Linked DNA regions of Homo sapiens: region 2 is linked to region 1. Evidence: chromatin loops called from intact Hi-C (ENCODE). Cell type or tissue: mammary epithelial cell. All regions are shown on one strand. Each heading gives the region's core, and the rest is flanking DNA. Links, peaks and the distances in the headings are about the cores only. Region 1 overlaps GRK5 (G protein-coupled receptor kinase 5). Region 2 overlaps DENND10 (DENN domain containing 10).

The links. Peaks named below come from ENCODE experiments on the same cell type or tissue, not always from the same donor. Only the 100,000 strongest peaks of a DNase experiment are listed, where the experiment ranks them.
Region 2: a loop joins it to region 1, with 19 times the contacts of the local background. A loop is called at or near these places in 6 of 110 quality-filtered maps.

The regions. Positions count from the first base shown.
Region 1 is chr10:119,440,851-119,451,788 of GRCh38, forward strand. It overlaps GRK5 (G protein-coupled receptor kinase 5), which reads left to right. Exons shown (of 16, transcript NM_005308.3): 11 at 1,149-1,238; 12 at 2,694-2,902; 13 at 7,273-7,410. Among named protein-coding and RNA genes, the nearest start is that of MIR4681, 68 kb to the left of the region's middle. RefSeq lists enhancers at 3,229-4,019, 9,707-10,206. In mammary epithelial cell, for the core only: a CTCF peak has its summit at 4,679 (motif pointing left); no DNase peak of the experiment used is centred there.
Region 2 is chr10:119,134,610-119,145,547 of GRCh38, forward strand. It overlaps DENND10 (DENN domain containing 10), which reads left to right. Exons shown (of 9, transcript NM_207009.4): 9 at 1,862-3,375. The coding sequence ends at 2,038. It overlaps SFXN4 (sideroflexin 4), which reads right to left. Exons shown (of 14, transcript NM_213649.2): 14 at 6,158-6,710. The coding sequence ends at 6,633. Among named protein-coding and RNA genes, the nearest start is that of SFXN4, 26 kb to the right of the region's middle. RefSeq lists an enhancer at 7,838-8,339. In mammary epithelial cell, for the core only: a CTCF peak has its summit at 5,041 (motif pointing right); no DNase peak of the experiment used is centred there.

The sequences.
Region 1 (10,938 bases), core at 1,117-9,116:
CCTTTGATCTGACTAGATCTTCCCACCTGCACAGAGAAGGGCAAGGCAGCATCTCTGTGCCCATTTAACAGATGACAAAACTGAGCCTCAGGGGAGCCATCCTGCCAAAGTCACCCAGCAGCATCAGTGGGGAGCTGAGGGCAGAAACTGGGTCTCCTCCCACCAGGCCCCAGAACCTGGCAGCCCCCAGTAGAGGGAGGGGAGAAACCGGGTCGCTGATGACCTGAAGAGAGGTCTGCATGGGATACTGCCCTGTGGAGGGGCGGTCGGAGGGCCCAGGCCTGCCGCCCCTCTCTGGATGTGCCCGGTGCCTCCCTTGGTCTAAGAACCAAGCCCACGCTGCTCCTCTGCTATCCTGACTGTCAGCCCCCACCGAGCCAGGGAGTCCACACGGCTCCAGCCTGGCGGGGTCTCGACACTGGCCCTTGCTGACATCTAGGCTGGAGGGATGGGGGTGGGGCCCTGGTGTCCATAGGCAGGGAAGGGAAGGGGACGTGTTCCTTCCTGTGGGGTAAGTTGTGGCCGCGACCCTGCCCAGGTGGGCTGTGGGAGGGACAAAGACCAAAGTGGAGCCTCAGCTCAGCGTCTCCCGCTCTGGGGGCTCAGTCCTGGGCTGTGAGCTGGGATTCATCTCCAGGCTCTGCCAGGTCAGACCAGATGTTTTCCCTTCTCGTTTCTCTAAAGTGAAAAACAACCAATCTCCAGAGACCAACAAGGCAGGCCGGGGAGCTGCTTCCCAAATCGTTTTATAATTTTTTCCCCTTAAGCAAATTGTTGCATAATGCCAGAAGAACCTCACATTTTTCCCATGAAGTAATCCCAGAACCAAGCCAAGATTCTCTGACCTCAGCGTTCCAGGAAGCCCATTCAGCCTTTGACTAGGCAGGTCGGTCAACGTCCAGCCGGGTCCAGGCATCCTATTGCATCTTTATGTTCCACTCCTGAAGAGTGGGCATTTTCCTGTGTCCTCCCACACCTGCACTCTCCCAAGGCTCTTGTGGTCACTCTGAGATGGCAGATTGGGGTCCCTGTTGTCCTTGGACAGATGAGAATGCCGAGAGCTCGTATGCCTTGCCCAAGGGCACACAGCAAGGCCGGGTGCCCATGCGGCTGTCCCAGGGACCCACTGACCCTGCTGTCCCCCTCAGGCCACATTAGGATCTCAGACCTGGGCTTGGCTGTGAAGATCCCCGAGGGAGACCTGATCCGCGGCCGGGTGGGCACTGTTGGCTACATGGGTGAGTGCTGGGCTGCCTGTGTCAATGCACCTTGAGACCCACCACCTGCTCACCGCCGGCCGAGCCCCCAGAGCCTGCCCGCAGAGCCTCTCGCCTCTTCATGCACTGCTGATCACACACAGAGTCACAGTCTCTGCAGGGCTGCTGGGGGGCGGCCTTAGCCAGGGGGAGGGGGAGCACAGGGGCCCCAGATGTGATGACTGCTCTGAGCTCTCTGCACTCCCAGGCCCCCAGCCCCACCTGTGTCCAAAGCCAAGCCACTCTTAGGGGTCGGGGCCTGGCATACAGCGCTGCTAGGGGAGGCCACATTGAAGCAGGGGTCTGGGAGGAGAGGCCTTTGAGAGGAAGGAGGTAATTCACAAGAGCCCGCAAATGAGAGGCGCGCACAGCTGCTGTGTCACCAAGCATGATTCCAGTAGAGAGCAGCCTTGGGCTCCTGCCACCTTTCCTCAGTCTGCTCTGAGACCAGCGTCCTGGGGGTTGCAGGGAAGAGACCCAGAGTTAAGTCCTGTGCCCTAGAATCCCCCGTCCAATTGGGGGCACGCCCTGGGCTTCCTCCTGTGCATTTCACACACCTACCCTCCTTCCCCTGAGAGGCGCGTGCCCGGGGAGCAGGCACGCTGCCGCCCTCTAGTCAGGCTGGTACTGACAGCAGCTGCACAGGAGGTGTGCCTTGTCTCTGGTGCTAGAGGGTCCTTTTCAGATTGCATGACATTTGGCAACCTGTGGAGTGTGTGTCTGTGTGTATGTGAGTGTGTGTGTGCCCACATGAATGCTGATCGATGATTGATAGGTAGGCGGGTGGGCGGGTGGATGGATGGTTGGATGGATGATGGATGATGGATGGGTGGATGATAGATCTGCCTACCTGTGTGTGCATTTGCCTGGGTCTCCTTTTGCAGAGTGTTCCATGCATCTGTCTGCCCCGGCTCTTGTGTGCAAACCAGCACATGTGTGGATGCATTTCCCTCCAGACATACGTGCTGATGCTGCAGAACTATCTTTTCTGTATTTCTATGGTAAATCTGTAATTCGGTTTATCAAAGTGGTACAGAAGACATAGCAAGAGATTGTTTGAATTACAGATAAATTTAAGATCATCTTTAATTTGGGTAGATACACCTTTATTCATTGAAACAAATATACTGATAGCACCTGTTCTGTGCCAGGTGTCATATTGTTACGGTAGTGAATAAAGTAGCTCATGTTCTAGGCGAGGGGACATCAAGAGTGCAGGACACCTCCATCCACGGTGGTCAGAGTTCTAAAGCTACAGTCAAAGTCCTTCGGGGGCACAGAGGAGAGTCATCAGGGCAAGCTCCCTGGAGGGGGTGGTATTCACAGCAGTTGGTGGGGTAAGAGTTGGTGGCGGCCATGAAACTCCAGGCCTTCTGTGAGCAGCGCCACCAGCTGTCTCCCTCCTCCTCACTCCTCTCTCCTCTCCTCTGCCCCCAGCTCCAGAGGTCCTGAACAACCAGAGGTACGGCCTGAGCCCCGACTACTGGGGCCTTGGCTGCCTCATCTATGAGATGATCGAGGGCCAGTCGCCGTTCCGCGGCCGCAAGGAGAAGGTGAAGCGGGAGGAGGTGGACCGCCGGGTCCTGGAGACGGAGGAGGTGTACTCCCACAAGTTCTCCGAGGAGGCCAAGTCCATCTGCAAGATGGTGAGCTCCTGGTGGCCAGATGCCACCCTCAAGCTGGTGGCTCCCCTCCCTGGGCCTGGCCCCAGTCTGTCCCCAGAACAGCAAACAGGCTGAAGGGACAGGGGTCTGAGCATGGGGGTGGGGGTTGCAGCCCACCAAGCTAGAGTTGAGGGCACTCCTTGCTGTGGACTGGGGTGGTCAGCGGAGACTTCCAGGAGAAAGCCTGGGTGGGGCAGGGACACCCAGGAACCAAGGGAAGAGGGGTGAGGGGAACAGTGTGGAACACCCTCACATCCAGCCTGTGGGGGGGTCCACACAGGGCGGAGAAGAGATGGTCTGAGCTGGTGCCCCAGACACAAAGCAACCTTGGGCCAAGCCCCGGCCCCTGCCCGTGGGCCTCCTGCTCCCTCCACCTCTGGATCCTAAGGTGTTGGTTTAAGACGAAGGGCTACAGGGGGTGGGGGCGACGATTTCAGTCTTTGAACATCTTATAACAAAGTTTTCCACCACTAGATGGACTGCTGGTCACGCCAGCCTGGCTCCTGCATGACAGGGTCTAGGGATAGTGAGGTCAGACCCACCCAAAAGCTGGGTGGGTGGGGCCAGATGGGGGGACTGGAAGCCAGATAAGGAGTGACAGGAGCCATTGGAAGTGGGGGATATGGGAGTGGAGTCCGCCCGTGCACCCCTGCCACTGGGCCGCCCCATGCCGGCCCTCAGGCCCTTCCCTGGGAACCAGGACTAGTGGCTGGCTTTGTGGGGAGATGGCCACTTCCTGCTGCTGCCTGGCTCTCAGCCCCCAAGTCCAGCCCATGCCCCCTTGGGGCCCTCCTCCTTATGGTCCCCAGCACAGCTGTGCTGGCACCCCCACTGCAAGCAGCTGCCCTCTAATGCCAGCCTCATAGGGACAGGAGGGGCCGGAGCACCCAGCTCCACAATTGCCAGCCCACAGACTTCCTCTCCTCTCCCTGGAGCCACAGATGTACCCCGTATCCCATGTACCCGGAGCCACAGATGGGCAAACCGAGCCTGGGAGGGGGGAGCCACACTTCCCACCCCTCTACATCTGCAGGCACTTTTGGGGCAGATTCAGCGTGTGCATTGACAACCCAGGCAACTCCCGGAGTTTAGGAAGCAGCAGTCCTGGGAGTTGATTAAAAGTCGCAATGCTTCTGCTCAGGAAGACCTGAGATCTGCGCCGCAAGCGGCCCCAGGAGGGTCTGGCTCGGCTCCTCACCCCAGAGGCCCCTCTCCTGCAGCCAGACACCTCTGCTTGGCCCCTTCCTGTCACCAACCTCATCCTCACATCACAGAGCTGTGGGAAGAAGTCCTGTGTGTACAGCAGACCCACACTCTAACCCCACAGCTGTTGGCCCGCCATGCAGCTGGGGCCTCAGAGAAAGCCACATGGTCATCGCAGCCAGGGCTAGGGTGGGGGGACCGGAGGAGCAGTGCAGCACTGGTCGGGTAAATGGAAATGTGGGTGTGAGCCATACTTGGCTGTCTCATTGGGAGATATCTGTCAGGTGCGACAAAACGAGACAAGGGAAAGAAGAAGGGGTCAGACAGCCGTGGGCAGAGCATCACCAAATGTCCCAGGTCAGGGCCAGGCAATCAGAGAAGCAGGTCTTGAGAGATCTCAGCAGGGATATGGGACGTACTAAGAGGATGACGAGGCGGAGAGGGCCCCAGTCCCACCCCCAGACCCCAGACACCCACCTTGGCCCCTGGCTTTGGAGCTGGGATCTCCTGCTGCAGCCTGGACCAGGGTGCTGCTGTCCCTCTGCTGCCCCCTGGTGGACACTGAGAGAAAGCCTGCTGCTCCCGGAGGACCTGTCCCGTGGGTACAAAACCACTGTCCTCTGGAAGCCTCTGGCCTTGCTGCGGCTTCCCTTACAAATGATCTTTGGTCTTGGGAGTCTAGTCTTAGGCCTCCTTCACGCCCTTGACTGCAGCATCTCCGGCATCTAGGCCTACCTTGTCCCCTCCAGCTGGTGGCAGCTCAGGACACTGCAGAGCCTGACTTGCCAGGAGACCTCGCAGGTCCTGGGTTCACAGGGCTATTTCTAGGCTCTGGTGGCTCCAGCCCTGCCTGCCTAAGAGGGTCCCTCCACAATCAGTGAGGAAGCCAGTCTCTGGCCCCCAGGTCTGTCCCCCATTCTACCTTAGCAGCCGCAGAACCCACTCCCCCTCCTCTGGAGCCCAGAAATTCACACATCTCACCACTTTGTCTCCTGAGCCCAGTCCATGGGCCCAGACCTCAGCCTCCATCTTCCCCAAACCCCTGCTCAGTCCCAGCACTGGGCCTTAGCCCCCCTCCAGCTCCCTCTTGCCTTTCAGCCGTCTTGGTCTCACTTGTCCTTCCAGCCCATCTGTACCCCTCCTCCAGGAAGCCCGCTCTGCCTGCCCCACCCATCCCAGCTCACACCTTCTCTTCCTCTCACTTCTCCTGGTGTCCACCTGATAGCATGATTGCAAACTCTTTACCTGACGATGTGGCTGCAAACTGTTGACTGGATGCCAGGGTTTCAAATGGCAGCATATAGGCGGGTGTTCAACCTGCACACGGTTTTTCAAAAGAAGTAAATGGTAGGTTCATTGCCAAGATTTAGAAATGAGGAGATTTCATGTAATAACCTGGATTTTCTGGCTTCTCTTGAAAAGCAGAAGCCCCAGGCCCTGGCTGCCGTCCCACCTGGCAGGAGCTGACACATAGCCCGGCCCGGCCCACCCAGCCCACCCCTCGCCTTTCTCATCCTCGTTTGTGCCACCTTCCTGGCCAGCTGCTGCAGCCCCTGCAGAAGGAGACTTGCCTCTGAGGGACTGCTTAGAACAGTGCAGCACCTGGGCCCAGCCCAACCCAGTGCCTTGAGCCTTTGTTGAACAGTGAAGCCCCCAGAGAGAGAAGCAGAGGCATGAGTGCCAGACCCTGAGCCGCCAGCCTGGTGGTCCGTGGGGGCGTTAAGGGGCAACACTGAGCGACTGAGTGCTCTGCTTTGTCCTTTCAAGGGTGGAACCTGGTGCTGGCCCTGATGCCACCTTCGATTCCTTTGTTTGGGGGGCAGCCCCCTCCAGACCCTGAGCCCCAAGAGGCCAGTCTGGCTGCTCACTCTCCCCGGCGTCCCCAGCCGGTGCAGTGCCTGCCCCACAAGGACCAGCAGGAAGTGTACATGGGATGAATATGAGCAAAGCGCACAGGGCATTGGGAAAAGACAAGGCTGGGCCCCTACCCCAAGCAGTCTGCTCCTCTGGATTTTAGCCTCAAAGCAGACACTTAGTAGACACCAACTGCGTACAGCTGCAGCGCTCAGTAAGGCAGAGGAGAAGAGAGAATCACGAGGCTGGGGCACTGGGAGTGCAGGTCAGGGGCCGGGGCCCTGTGGTCGTGTGGCTGGCCATGGCTAGTCAAGGCCCCCTGCGCAGGTCTAGCCCTCTGGCCTCATTCATAGCCTCATCCCGTCTCACCTGGGTGTCTGCTCCCAAAGACTCTTCCTCTCCTAGTAACCTTCCTGCCTCGTGGTTCTGATGAAGACACTCTCCTACCTCAACCATCCCTGGCTCCTTCTACCTCCAGATGAAAATCCCGCCACCTGACCTGGCCTTCAGGATCCTCTATCATCTCTCCCTGACCAGCCCCCTCCCCTTGACCCATCTCTGCACCCTCCTCCCGCTTTCTAAGTCAAACGTGTTTTGGGTGTTCCCCAGACTCACCCTGCACGTCCTGCCACTCTGCTTTGCTGGTGCAGTTCCCTCTACCTGTATACCCCTCCCCCTACCCACACCTTGAAAGCCTATTTGTCCTGCAAGACTCAACTTAAATACCTCTTCCCCGTGCAGCTCCCTGACCTCCAGCTGGCAGCCAGTCATGCCCCCTGCCCCCGGGGTGCCCGATCTGTATCACCTTGATGCGTCCTCTGAGCATGATTAGCCCCCCATGAGTCTGAGCACTCCTAGAGGCCAAGTGCCTCGGTGGTGCCTTCTCTGTCAGGAAGGGGCTTGCACCCAGGAGGTACAACTCTGCAAATTAGCTGAGTATGTGCACGAGACAGAGCTATTGATGCAGTCCTTGCCTTTTGTTGCTTACCCTACACAGAAGAGGTGACAGTGACTCGACACCCATTAATGAGTGCCCACCATAACCCAGGAACGAGGTCTGTAATCCTGAGAGAAACAAGATTCCTGCTCTCCTGTCCCATCAGGCATCTAGCCAGGCTGTGAGTGTGTGAGCACAGATGCACGCCAAGACTCAGAGGCAGCCCTGAAGCAAGACCTTTGCAGGGTGGGGCAGCGTGTCTTGGGTTCCTAGGCATGGTGCAGACACTGTGGAGGCAGGAGGTCCGGACAGGAGGAGAGGCCCAGGGGACGTGGCTTCATGGGGCTCTCTGTTTCAGCTGCTCACGAAAGATGCGAAGCAGAGGCTGGGCTGCCAGGAGGAGGGGGCTGCAGAGGTCAAGAGACACCCCTTCTTCAGGAACATGAACTTCAAGCGCTTAGAAGCCGGGATGTTGGACCCTCCCTTCGTTCCAGACGTGAGTAGCCTCCCCCAGCCCCCAGCAGCTCCCTTCACAGGGTACCCAGGGCTGCCCCCGAGTGCTGCCTCACAGTGAGCTGGTGCAGAGTGTGGGGCACATCGTGTCTTTGTGGGGACCAGGGTCCCCTCCCGGCCACTCCTCACCTAAGCTGCAGATGAACTTCACGCCAGGCAGTGCAGAAGAGGCGTGGGCCAGGGAGCCCACATTGGCTGTCCAGAGACTTGGGCACTTTCCCAGGTCTGGGGGTCCTGGACAGATTCCTTCTAAGCGTCAGTTTCCTCCCTGTCCAGTGAAACCAGTAACACTCATGCCTCCCACCTGCCTGGGAGATTTGAGGGTGAAATGAGAACTGAATGGGGAATGCTTTCAAGAGCATTGACGGCCACTACATTCAGTTCATCTTGACCAGCATGCATGCATCGAGCACTACTGTTGACGCCAGGTTCTGGGCCAGGCAGAAACATAAGAGGCCCCTCCCCCAGCAGCTCACATTGCAGGGAGTTGCATCTTCCCAGGAGGTCCCCAGGTCCCCCAGTCGGTGTGTGAGGCAAGATTCCAGCTGAGGTAGAATTGTCCTTGAAAGTCCCCTACATGGTCTATAAATCATGAGCTCTCAGCTGGATCAGAGGCCCAAGAGATGCAGACCAGGCAGAGGCTGGGTGATCTGTGCGGGATACGTGCTGTGATTCCGGGGCCTGCTCTGTTTAAAGTCAGGGAGTCAGAAGCCAGGAAGGCCTGCTGTGCTTCGGCTCCTGCCACGCTCCCGCGGATGACCCCTTGCTGGCAGGGGGACTGGGCCGGGGACTATGGAGGCCGTGGGAGCAGCAGTGTGCTGCAGGCGAATGACTGCATCTCCAGAGAGCTCATGTGCACCTCTCTTCCCAATTCCGTGTCCAATGGCTTTGCGTCGGTAGCTTACAGTAGATCTGGTGGTAGCATCTGCACAGCAGCAATTTGCAAATGCTACAAATCAGGGCCTCTGCGTCCCCCTCTCCCAGAACCAGTGGTTATCACTTACCAGTACCGCCCTGAGTGGAGGCAGGTGGGGACCGTCCTTGGAACTCTGGCACCCCCTATACATGGGGATTCCCTGGTCCTCTGGGACAGAAGGTGGCTTGGGAAGCTGCTAGGTGCGGATCAGTGTCCATGGCAACCACACCACAGACCCCGTCTGGCCAGGGATGGCATCAGTGTGATGGGTAATCAGGGAATGCTTTTTGGAGAAACACGGGGGCCACTGAGAATATAAAGAGTAGGCCGGGCACGGTGGCTCATGCCTATAATCCCAGCACTTGGGAAGGCTGAGGCAGTCGGGTTAGGAGTTCGAGACCAGCCTGACCAACGTGGTGAAACCCCATCTCTACTAAAATACAAAATTAACCAGGCTTGGGGGCACACACCTATAATCCCAGCTACCTGGGAGGCTGAGGCAGGAGAATCACTTGAACCCAGGAGGCAGAGGTTGCAGTGAGCTGAGATTGTACCACTGCACTCCAGCCTGGGCGACGGAGCGAGACTGCATCTCAAAAAATAAAAAGTGAAAGTCACTGAATGCTGCAAACTCAATCTGCAGATGAGCTTGAGCAGGCAGGGGGAGGATGGTAATCACAGCATTGCTCTCGACCCTGGCTGCCTGGCGAACCGCCTGGGGAGCATGAACAACACTCGCCTTGGATGCAGTCCCCAGGGAGTCTGGGGTAAGACTCGGGCTTCAGGAGTTTTGAAACCTCCCCAGCTGATTCTAGCGTAGAGCCAGGGTTGAGAGTCACTATTATGGGAAGTGCCACATGCAAGGAGTGTGTTGTTTGTTGTTTGTTTTTAGTGCCAAGGGCTTTGGGAGTGGCCACTCCTTGGTGTTCCAGGAAACCACATAGTGTTGAGTGCATGAACATCACGGTTGTGCCATTGGGCTGATGTCCGAAATTGGAGAGGATGTGGGCATCCAGACTGGGGGTGTGGCAAAGGTTTGGAACCCGGGTGGCCATCCTTGTGGCCTCTGGGCTACCTATTGCTATGGTGACGGGCTGAGATTAGTCATCGCATTGGAGCTATTCCTCTACCTTCCAGCACACTCCAGGTCCCGTGCCAGGCCCCAAGGGAGATCCCATGGCACACAAAACAGTTGGTTGTTTCCAGTCTGAAGAGGAGCAGGGGTGTCAGCAAAACCCCTTAAATAGAAGTAGAAATACGAGTCACAAGAGAAGAGAACAGGCAGCCTCCGGGAAGATGGGAGAGTAGCGGGGCCTCCGTGCGTGCACCCAGGCATGGCTGGAGAAAAGCGCTCCAGGCCCTGGAAGCAGCATGTGGAAGGAGGCGGCTCTGAGGGTCAGAGCGACCAACTGTCCTGCTTTGCCTGGGACTGTCCTGCTTTTAGCACTGAAAGTCCTGTGTCCTGGGGAGACAGGGACAGTTGGTCACCCTGGGAGTGACCCTGGCCACTTCGAATCAGGGCATTAGGAGGATGAGGTAGCAGAGCCCCGCAAAGCGCACAGCCTGACAAGGTGCACAGAGCAGCCCACCGGTGCCCTCCTGCCTCAGCCGTGTACCCTGTGGCCCAGGGCCTCTGTTCCTGGCATCCGAGGCCTCAGGTCAGCAAAGGTTGCAGGCCCTGGAGTGCGAAGCCGCTGTGAGCTGGGGACTTTGCCTTTTCCCCACTGGCCCTCCCCAGGCTGCACGCCAACCCCCAGTCATCCCTGCCAGCCCCCCACAGTCATCCCGCCCCCCACAGTCTTCCCTGCCAGCCCCCCACAGTCTTCCCTGCCAGCCCCCCCAGTCGTCCCTGCCAGCCCCCCACAGTCATCCCTGCCAGCCCCCCACCATCGTCCCTGCCAGCCCCCCACCGTCGTCCCTGCCAGCCCCCCACAGTCATCCATGCCAGCCCCCCACAGTCATCCCATCCCCACACCACTGTCGGGGCTGCTGCCACATTCCTAAACCACGAGCACTGTGAGTGACATCATCTTTTTCACTTCCATTGACTCTTTTTTTAAAATAAAAATCAATGTATTTTAAAAGGAAACCTTTCCAAGGAAATAATAGCCATGAAAGAGGGGTTTGGGTGTGCCAGGTAACTTTCTGTTCCATTACAGATTTTTAAAATACGCTCATTTCTTAACATTCCTCTGCAAGCCACCCAGGGCCAGCTTCGTGAGCTTGACCTGGCACCCCCTAGGGCACCCTGGGTCCCCACACCTGGCTCAGTGCCCTCTGTTGCCATCTTAAAATTCTAAATGTGGAACATGGACCCTGCGTTTTCATTCTGCGCTGAGCATGTGAATGATGTGGTCTTGCTTCCAGCTAAAAGTCCGCTGAGTTCCACGGTGGCGTGCACCCCGGGCTTTGGGAACTAGAGAAGGGTCGCAGCTCTGCAACTGGACACCCCTGCCCGCACCCCTGCTTCCGTCCACGTGCACTTGGGCCCATGGTTTGCTTTGCTGGGGACAGCATGGCCTTGAGCCTTGAGCTGGAGACCAGAGCAGACTGGAGGGGAGAGTCCCAGAAAGTGCCGAGCCCTGAGACCATTGC
Region 2 (10,938 bases), core at 1,402-9,401, 310 kb before region 1:
CCCAAAGTGCTGAGATTACAGGCGTGAGCCACCATGCCTGGCCAGAAGACATGATTTTAATGAGTGCTTTAGTGAGTCCTCAGCCACCCAAAAGGAATAAAGCCTGCGTGGCAGGTGCCGGGTTACTTATCCCAGGCAGAAGAGGACTTTTGGGAAGAGATTCCTTCAAAAAAACAATAGCAGCATTTCTCAAAAAGTTAAACATCAAGTTACCATATGATTTAGCAATGCTGTTTCTGGGTATATACCCAAAATAATTGAAAGCAGGGACTCGGCCAGGCCCGGTGGCTCATGCATGTAATCCCAGCACTTTGGGAGGCCGAGGCGGGCGGATCACCTGAGGTCAGGAGTTCAAGACCAGCCTGGCCAACATGGTGAAACCCATCTCTACTAAAAATACAAAAATTAGCCGGGTGTGGTGGTGGGCGCCTGTTAATCCCAGCGACTTGGGAAGCCGAGGCAGGAGAATCGCTTCAACCCGGGAGGCGGGGGTTGCAGCGAGCCGAGATTGTGCCATTGCACTCCAGCCTGGGCAACAAGAGCAAAACTGTCTCAAAAAAAAAAAAAAAAAAAAAAAAGAAAAAGAAAAGAAACGATACTGTAAAAATATAGCATTATCATCTTATGGGACTACCATTGTAAATGTGGTCCCTGGTTGACCAAAACGTCATTATGTGGTGCATGACTGTACTCGTATGGAAATATCCATAGCAGTGTTACTCACAGTAGCCAAAACGTGGCAGAAGCAACCCAGTGTCCTTCAGCAGATGAATGGGCAAGCAAAATGTAGTCTTTATATACAGTAGAATATTACTCAGCTTAAAAAGGAATGGAATGTTTTGAATGTGGCTTTTGTTGGGGGGGAGAAAAGGAATAGAATTCTGATACATGCTATAGCATGGATGAACCTTGAAACCATGCTAATGAAATAAGCCAGACACTAAAGGGTAAATGTTGTATGATTCCACTTATATGAGCTATCTAGAGCAGACAAATTCACAGAGTTAGACGGCAGAATAGAGGTTCCCAGGGGCTAAGCGAGGGGAAATGGGGTTATTGTGTAATGGGTAGAGTTTCTGTTTGTGATGGTGAAACGTGCTGGAAATAGTGGTGATGGTTGTGCAACGCTGCAAATGTACTTAATGCCACTGAATTATACACTCAGAAAATGACTAAAATTGTAAAAAAAAAAAAAAAAAAAAAAAAACCAAAACCACACACTATGATTTTTCTAAGTTAATTTTGTTTCATTTTTCCTAATTTTTTCTTTAAAAAGAATTATCAGGCCAGATGCAGTGGCTCAGATCTATAATCCCAGCAGTTTGGGAAGCCAAGGTGGGCAGATTGCTTGAGCCCAGGAGTTTGAGACCAGCCTGGGCAACATGGTGAAACCCCATCTCTACAAAAAGTATTTAAAAATTAGCTGGGTGTGGTGGCGCATGCCTGTAGTCCCAGCTACTCAGGAGGCTGAGGTGGGTAGATCACTTGAGCCTGGGAGGTCGAGGCTGCAGTGAGCCATGATTGAACCACTGCACTGCAACCTGGGTAACAGAGCGAGACCCTGTCTCGAAAACAACAACAAAAAAAGGAGTTATCTTTTTTGTTGTTCGTTTTTGAGACAGGGTTGCCCAGGCTGGAGTGCAGTGGTGCAATCATGGCTCACTGCATTCTCTAACTCCTGACTCAAGACATTCTCCTGCCACGGTCTCCCAAAGTGCTGGGATTACAGGCATGAGCCACCACGCCAAGCTCATTTTTCATAGTTTATAAACAGTCTGGAAAAAATAGGAAGAATTCTAGAGACTAAATATTCAAATTTCGGATACTAACATGTTGCATATATTTTCCTGTTCTATTAAAGGATATTGCTCTAAAAACAAGAGAAATCTTTACCAACCTAGCACCGTTTTCAGAAGTTTCGGCTGATGGAGAAAAGAGAGTCCTTAATTTGGAGGCGCTAAAGCAAAAACGATTTCCACCAGCAACAGAAAACTTCCTTTATCATCTAGCAGCAGCCGAACAAATGCTGAAAATCTGACTGTGTGACAGAACGTATCACTGATGACTGATAGAAAGCCCTCTTTCACTCTGATTACCCACTCACTACATGAAGTCCTGAAAATAACAGAGAAACTGTTATATCTTTTTAATGATTTATTTGCAAGTATTGAGATTTGACCTGAAAAACAATGAAACACATGAACACACTTCCGATTTTCTCCTCGCTGATTAGCTTCCTGCCTGCTGTCAGTGCTGGACGAAGTGCTATAACTACTTTATGTAACATTACAGAACAGCTAGAGGTCCTGGGGTAAGAGAAAAAAAGCACATCACAACAAATGTGAAAGCCTTCATTATTACACGTTCCAGTTTGTCTCGCTGTGTAGGCATAAGCTAATGGTTTATTTTCAGAAAGCTGCCTGAAACGTTGCTTTGTATTCTTCTAGGAAGAACTTTAATTCCTCCTGAGGAACTCTACTTTCTGAGCCAAACTGCTAATTTTCTGCGGAACTGTCTAGAAGATCATTCAAGAGACCCTGCAGTTGCACTTTCTCGTAAAAGTTAAAAAAAAAAAAAAAAAAAAAAGGTTTTTCCCGGCCTTTGAACATTTTGCCTATGAGAGTTTTGCATATATTTTATACTTGAGTAGACAACTTTAATAATCCATATTTATACTATCGCAGAAGTAAGCATTTGGCAAACGTTCAGCCATTAGCACTCATTTAACCCTGTTAGCAATATTCTTTTGAAAAAAGTGCCAGTCCTTATGTGATAAACTAAGAAGCCCATTGAATATAAAAGTGTGTAGGACTGAAACAGTGACCTTATATTATTGCTAAGGGAATATGAGATTAACTTCCTACAGGGGCCAAAACCAGAGAAAGGCTTCCAGCAACTTCGATGAAAGTAGTTTGGCCACATGTCAAGCCAATTGTTTGTACTATTTATGTACCTTTTTCATAACTGGAATTGCCAAATAAGCATGGAGATCTAAATGATGTACTTGTTAGTGTATTCATTCATATTGACTGTAAAGGATTATTTTTCACTCAGTACTGATGTCCTTGGAAATCTTACCTGGAAACATGTTTGCAAAAAACATTATTGGGTCTTTCATCTTTTTCTTGGTATTACATATTTGTTCAATAAAAATTAAACACCCTCCCTTTTTTTTGAGTGAGGGCAGGGAGTACCTGAAATAAGACAATGTTTACTAAGGCAAATAATTGAAAATTAAATCTGCACTTTATGGAAATGAGGAATATTAACATCTTTTTTCTCATTTTTTTGTATTACTATATTAGCTAATGATCAAAGTTGTTAAAATTATAAATTTATGATGCAGAAATAAAATTGATATATTTTGATATTCAACTACTTTTAGGTGGGTGACGAATTGTCCCCTCTTTCTCTAATACTGCTCATTCCAAAGAAAATGGGGAAAAAATACCTTTTTTCAACTGTGAGGGCGCTAGGGAATTATTAAAAGACCTGTCTGAAAGTTCAAGACGGCCAAGGGCGCGGTGGCTCATGCCTGTAATGCCAGCACTTTGGGAGGCCGAGGTGGGCGGATCACCTGAGATCAGGAGTTTGAGACTAGCCTGGCCAACGTGGTAAAACCCCATCTCTACTAAAAGTACAAAAATTAGCTGGGTGTGGTGGCACATGCCCGTAATCCCAGCTACTTGCTATTTGGGAGGCTGAGGCAGGAGAATTGCTCGAACCAGGGAGGCGGAGGTTGCAGTGAGCCGAGACTGCACCATTGCACTCCAGCCTGGACAAAAGAGCGAGACTTGGTTTCAAAAAAAAAAAAAAAAAAAAGTTCAAGCCGTCCCCCACACACCCTTTCCTCCCGCCCTAGCCCTCCTCCACTCGCCTTCCTGGAGCTGCCTCTGTAACTTCAGTCTCCTGTCCTTGGAAGATGCCTTCACATTTCTGTCATCTGTTAGCGGTTAAACCTCCACCTGCAGCTGTTGCCCATCTTGTTCTCTAACTTTAATTTTGGTTAGTGTCAGCCTATGGTCAAACTGAGCCATTTACTGATTTTGTCCTTTTAGGCTGTTATGAAACTTTCCTCACCAAATTTGGAAATGAACCATCATACTGGCCTTGGGGAAACAAAACCACAGATAAATTCTTTGGTAATGTGGGGTAGGGTGTGTTGGAAGCATTAGTCCAGTACTCAAATGTTGAGGTACCTACTCTGTGCCATGCCTGTGTTGTATTTTGAACTACCCTGATGGGCAGCAGCTCCCGCTCTCGCGGTGCTGCGCACAGTCCGCTTGGGGAATAGGGTCAGCAAACAGGCTGCTGTAGTGTGGCTAGTGCTAGGCGTGATGTGTGAAACAGAGTGGTATTGGAGCACATAGATGGGGACCCAGTTCAGTGCTGTCAATCCTGGAAGGCCTCCCAGAGGGAGTGATCAATGTCAAAGTCAGGCCTGAAGCATTAAGTAGACATCTACTCAGACCAGAGGAAACAGCTGTGTGAAGGCCCTGAGAAGAGACCACAGCCCATGTGAGGACCTGGAGGGTCTACAGGGAGGGGAGGGAGTGGCAGGATACGAGTATGGGAAAGGCTTGCTGTGGTGAGGAAGGTGGGCTTGATCTTGACGCACTGGGAAGCCATTTAAGGCTTTTCAGGCCCGGTGCGGTGCTCAGGCCTGTAATCCCAGCACTTAAAGAGGCCAAGGTGGGTGGATCGCGGGGACAGGAGATGACAGCCTGGCCAACATGGTGAAACCCCATCTCTACTTAAAAAAAGCAAAACAAAAATTAGCTGGACGTGGTGGCTGGTACATGCCTGTAGTCCCAGCTACTCAGGAGGCTGAGGCACAAGAATCACTTGAACCCAGGAGGTGGAGGTTGCAGTGAGCCAAGATCGCGCCACTGCACTCTACACTCCAGCCTGGGTGACAGAGTGAGACTCCGTCTCAAAAGAAAAAAAAACAGTTGTTCAGCAGGTGTGGTTTAGAAGAGCAGGCTGGAACGTGGACCGGAGGGAGTAGGCAGGAGATGGGCCAGGCAGTGCCAGCAGGGGATGCTGTTGGACTGCGCTGGGTGGTAGCAGTGGGCATATGTGGGTTCCAGACTCCATGTACTGGGCCCTGTCTACTGCATAGGCTGGTAAGGTGGGGAGAGGGCGCCTCCAGTGATCCTGTCTGGTGCACCTGGGGAGGTGGTGGTGTCAATTCCTGAGACTGGGAGGGAGAGCTGATCTCAGGTTCGGATGGGTTGAGTTTGAGGTGTCTGGGACATCCAAATGGCAAAGTACAGCCAAGTAAGCAGCTCAGTGACCAGCCTGAGTGCCCAGCAGTGTGGCAGTGCCACATTCAGGTGGGTCACGGATGAGAGAAATCTTAGCAGAACGGGAGGTGGGGTGGAGACAGTGAGGGCGGACAACTCTTTTAAAGTGTCTGGCTACAGCCAGGCGTGGTGACAGGCGCCTGTAGTCCCAGCCACTCAGGAGGCTGAGGCAGGTGGGTCCTCATTGAGCCCAGGAGTTCAAGGCTGCAGTGAGCTGATTGTGCCAGTGCACTCCAACCTGGGTGACAGCAAGATCCTGTCTCTAATGAGGCAGGTGACAAGCAGTTTATTTCTTTTTGAGACACAGTCGTTCTATTGCCTAGGCTGGAGTGCAATGGCATGACGTCAGCTCACTGCAACCTCCGCCACCAGGGTTCAAGTGATTCTCCTGCCTCAGCCTCCTGAGTGGCTTGGACTACAGGTGCGCAACACCACGCCTGGCTGATTTTTATATTTTTAGTAGACACGGGGTTTTACCATGTTGGCCAGGCTGGTCTCGAACTCCTGACCTCAGGTGATCCACTGACCTCAGGCGATCCACTGACCTCAGGCGATCCACTGGCCTCAGCCTCCCAAAGTGCTGGGATTACAGGCGTGAGCCACCGCGCCTGGCCGACAAGTAGTTTACATACTTCTGGGAAGGACCTGGCAGACAGAGGCTACAGAGCACAGCCCTGAGGAAGCAGAGAGAGGCCCAGAGCCTGGAGGACGCTGGCATTACACGGAGGAAGGATGGGTGTGGGTGCGGGTGTGGGGGGCTCCACTGCTGACCTGTTTCCTGGCGGAGGAGGCAGGGTCCTTTGCCAGAGAGGAGAAAGGAGGCACTGGGCGGAGGGCGGCAAAGGTTTTAAGTAGCTGTCTAGAATGGAGGACACTGAGTAAGGAAACAAGATTGCTTTTGGGGTTGGAGGGCGTAAACAGCGCCCCAGGGGTACGTGTTCCGCTTGAGACGGCCTATCCATTTAACACCTGTGTCCTGGGCACGGTGGACTCTGTGTTCTTTCTTCAAATCCTCAACTTGAGACAGGTTTATTAGTTAATTAGTGATTTCACAGTATCCTTTCGCAGGCCGATCCCCACTCCAACCGTTCCCTCAGCAACCCCAGGGGTGTCAGACGGGGCACCCTCCCACTGTCTTCTCCAGCCAGCCTTAAAAACCCCAGAGACGCCAGCCTGGGAACGATCTCAGTATGGAATCTGAAGTCGCCTTGTCAGCACAGACACCTCTGGGGTCCCCAGAAGACCTGTGGCAAAGTTCTCTAAACCGAACCTGGAGAGGGGAAGGTTTTCAAGCAGGAACCACATAAATTCACCTAAAACTCACGCCTACACCCCTCTGTGATAAAAGATTTCTGTTTCTTCTGTTGGAGACTGAATTTTCTCTTCAAGACTACAGTACTGTATCTGAAAAATAGTTAAATTCATAATGTTTCTATTAATAGTTTTTCTTGCCTTAGAAGCCAAGTTAAAAAAATCATTTTCTGAAAGCAACCATTTCACAGTCCATCTTTTTCAATAATGTCTAATCTATAGCAGAAAATGTAACCTATTTTTTTTTTTAATCACCCAAGCAGTAAAGAAACTTCTTAAACTTTTTTTTTTTTTTTTTTTTTGAGACAGAGTCTTGCTCTGTTGCGCAGGCTGGAGTGCAGTGGCACCATCTCAGGTCACTGCAACCTCCACCCTCCAAGTTCAAGTCATTCTCATGCCTCAGCCACCCGAGTAGCTGGGATTGGGATTACAGGCGCGCACCACCATCCTTGGCCCATTATTGTTATTTACTTATCTCTACATTTGTTTATAATTGAAAGTTTCCATTAAAAAGTTTTAAGATGGCTGGGCACAATGGCTCATGCCTGTAATCCCAACACTTAGGGAGGCTGAGGCAGGTAGATCACTTGAGGCCAGGAGTTCAAGACTAGCCCGGCTAACATGGTACAAAAAATACAAAAATTAGCTGGGTGTGGTGGCACACACCTGTAATCCCAGCTACTCCAGTGGCTGAGGCACGAGAATCACTTGAACCTGGGAGGTGGAGGTTACAGTGAGCCGAGATCAGGAGGATTGCTTGAGGTGGGGAGTTTGCAATCAGCCTGGGCAATATAGTGGGACCCTATCTCTACAAAAAATAAAAAATTAGCCAGGTGTGGTAGTACGTTCCTGTAGTCCCAGCTACTTGGGGGGCTGAGGTCAGAGGATCACTTGAGCCTGGGAGTCAAGGCTGCAGTAAGCCATGATCATACCACTGCCCTCCAGCCTGGGCAACAGAGTGAGAAACCCTGTCTCAAACACACAAACAAACAAAAAACAAATGTAGAAGGAATGTAATGAACTCACATGTGCTCACTCAGGAATCACTATTAACAATTTGCAGATCTCATTTCATCAAGCACCTCCCACACCCAGCAGTAGGATTTTTTTCCTTGAGTATTTTAAGGCAATTCTCATGTCATGTCACCTACAAGTTCCAAATGATAAAGACCTTATCATTATTGATATAGTACTTGATATAGTAATGACAGTAGTTACAAAACTACTATGTCATTGTCACACCTAACAAAATTAGTAATAACTCCTTATCTCATCTAAGCACCTCCATGCCCTCCTTGAGCCAACAGGATATTTTGTGTCTTTTTTTTTTTTTTTTTTAAATGAGATGGAGTCTCACTCTGTCACCCAGGCTGGAGTGCAGTGGCGCGACCTCGGCTCACTGCAAGCTCCGCCTCTGGGGTTCACGCCATTCTCCTGCCTCAACCTCCCGAGTAGCTGGGACTACAGGCACCCGCCACCACGTCCAGCTAATGTTTTGAATTTTTTTTTTTTTTTTTTTTTTTGATATGGAGTCTTGCTCTGTCGCCCAGACTGGAGTGCAGTGGCGCGATCTCGGCTCACCGCAAGCTCTGCCTCCAGGGTTCACACCATTCTCCTGCCTCAGCCTCTCGAGTAGCTGGGATTACAGGCGCCTGCCACCATGCCTGGCTAATTTTTTTGTATTTTTAGTAGAGACGGGGTTTCACTGTGTTAGCCAGGATGGTCTCAATCTCCTGACCTCGTGATCCGCCCGCCTCGGCCTCCCAAAGTGCTGGGATTACAGGCATGAGCCACCACGCCCGGCCCCAACAGGATATTTCCAAAGTCCAGCAAGCAAGTCTTGGCATCTGAGGTCACGCGTGAGACTGACTCCCTTTCCTGCCTCCACTCTGGCCTCTGGGAGTTCTGCCCCTTCCAACCTTGCATGACTTACCTGCTGCCCTGCTCCTTGGCCTGGCTGTGCAGGCCCTGCCACCTGGCCCCCAGCATCCTGCCTGTTCCTTGCAGCCTCACGTGCCCATTCAGCCCTTCCCATCCTCCACTGGGGATGAACTCTTCCCTCTCCCTCCTGGGCTCAAGTGATCCTCTCACCACAGCCTTCTGAGTAGCTGGGACTGCAGGTGTGTGCCGCTTCACCCTACTAATTTTTTTTTTTTCGAGACAGGGTCTCACTCTGTGACCCCATTGTAGCCTTGACCTCCCATGCTCAGGTGATCTTCCTACCTCAGCTGCCTGAGTAGCTAGGACTACAGGCACATACCACCATGCCTGGCTAATTATTATTTTTTCTTTTTAAACAATTTTTTTCAGAAGAGAGATGAGGTTCAGACTGGTCTCGAACCCTGAGCTCAAGTGATCCTCCCACCTCGGCCTCCCAAAGTGCTGGGATTACAGGCATGACCCACTGTGCCCAGCCAAATTTTTATTTTTAGCAGAGACGAGGTCTTGCTATGTTGTCCTGGCTGGTCTTGAACGCCGGGGCTCAAGTGATCCTCCCACTTGGGCTTCCCAGAGTGCTGGGATTACAGGCATGAGCCACAGCACCCGACCTAATTTTTAGAACATTTTATGTAGAGACGAGGTCTCACTACATTCCCCAGGCTGGTCTGGAACTCCTGGCCTCAAGCAATCTTCCCACGTTGGTCTCCCAAAGTGTTGGAATTACAGACATGAGCCACCGTGCCTGGCCTGAAATTTTATTCTGAGATGCTGCCTCGCTCCCCAACCCCTCGCCCATAGCATAGTAATAGGCATAACTATCTAAAATAATCTGAAACTTCTACGTTGTGCTGGCAAAGTTGCTTGAATGAATGATCCTACAACCTAAACCTATAAAACGTGGGTTCTGAACAAGATCATTCCATAAATATAAATGCTTTTGAGGACATATATATTTATAGTGACAGAAATGAACATTTGAAATGTTTAGCCAAGAAACTGCTAGTATCAGCCGGGCGTGGTGGCTCACGCCTGTAATACCAGCACTTTGGGAGGCCGAGGCGGGCGGATCACGAGGTCAGGAGATCGAGACCATCCTGGCTAACATGGTGAAACCCCATTTCTACTAAAAAATACAAAAAATTAGCTGGGTGTGGTGGCGGGCGCCTGTAGTCCCAGCTACTCAGGAGGCTGAGGCAGGAGAATGGCATGAACCCGAGAGGTGGAGCTTGCAGTGAGCCGAGATTGCGCCACTGCACTCCAGCCTGGGTGACAGAACGAGACTCCGTCTCAAAAAAAAAAAATTGCTAATATCTGCTAGCATCAGTAATGTCTTTGACATCTGCTAGCAATTTATGGCAGAGCTTTGGAAATTAAAAAAATTGGCTTTCTGACTTAAAAAAAAAAAAATGTCCTTGCTACCTACTAAGCAACAACCCTTTGCAGAGATGCCATTATCTTCAGCTCTCTTTAACAGATAAGAAAACTAAGCAAGTTGACCAAGGTCATGGAGAAGCTGGAATCTGAGTCCAAGCAGCCTGACTCATCATAAATTATATTATAAATTATCTATAGAACTGGGCTGTCCAATAGCCACTAAGCACACAAGAGTACCTAATTTAAAATTTAACTTAATTTACAATTCAGTTCCCTAGTCACACCAGCCTCTCCTGAAGTGCTCAGTAGCACACGTAGCTCATGGCTACCATAATTGGACAGCACCAATCTATTATAGAACATTTCCATCACTGCAGAAAGTTCCACTGGAGAGGGCGTAGTTATAGAACATTTTGGAGTATTTAAAATTTCTCTAAGTAATTTTAAAAGATTTCTTTTTATGCCCCAGAAAAAAAGGCTTATGAAATATTGTTAAGAAAAACAGAACCCAAAACTGCACCAAGAGATTTGAGGGATAGAATTAAATATAAATATCATTACAATTAACCCTTGAATAATGCAGGTTTGAACAATGCAGGTCCACTTATATACTGTTTCCCCCTCAGTCACCCCTGAGACAGCAAGACCAATCCCTCTTCCTCCTCCGCAGCCTACTCAATATGAAGATGACGAGGATGAAGACTTTGATCCTCACTGAAACTGATGACTCACCTTCACTTAATAAACAGTAAATATATTTTTTCTTATGATTTTTTTTTTTTTTTTTTTTGAGACAGAGTCTCACTCTGTCACCCAGGCTGGAGTACAATGTCATGATCTTGGCTCATTGCAACCTCTACCTCCCCAGGTTCAAGCGATTCTCCTGCCTCAGCCTCCCGAGTAGCTGAGATTACAGCTACCGTGGCTAATTTTTGTATTTTTAGTAGAGCTGGAGTTTTGCCACGTTGGCCAAGCTGCTCTTGAATTCCTGATCTCAAGTTATCTG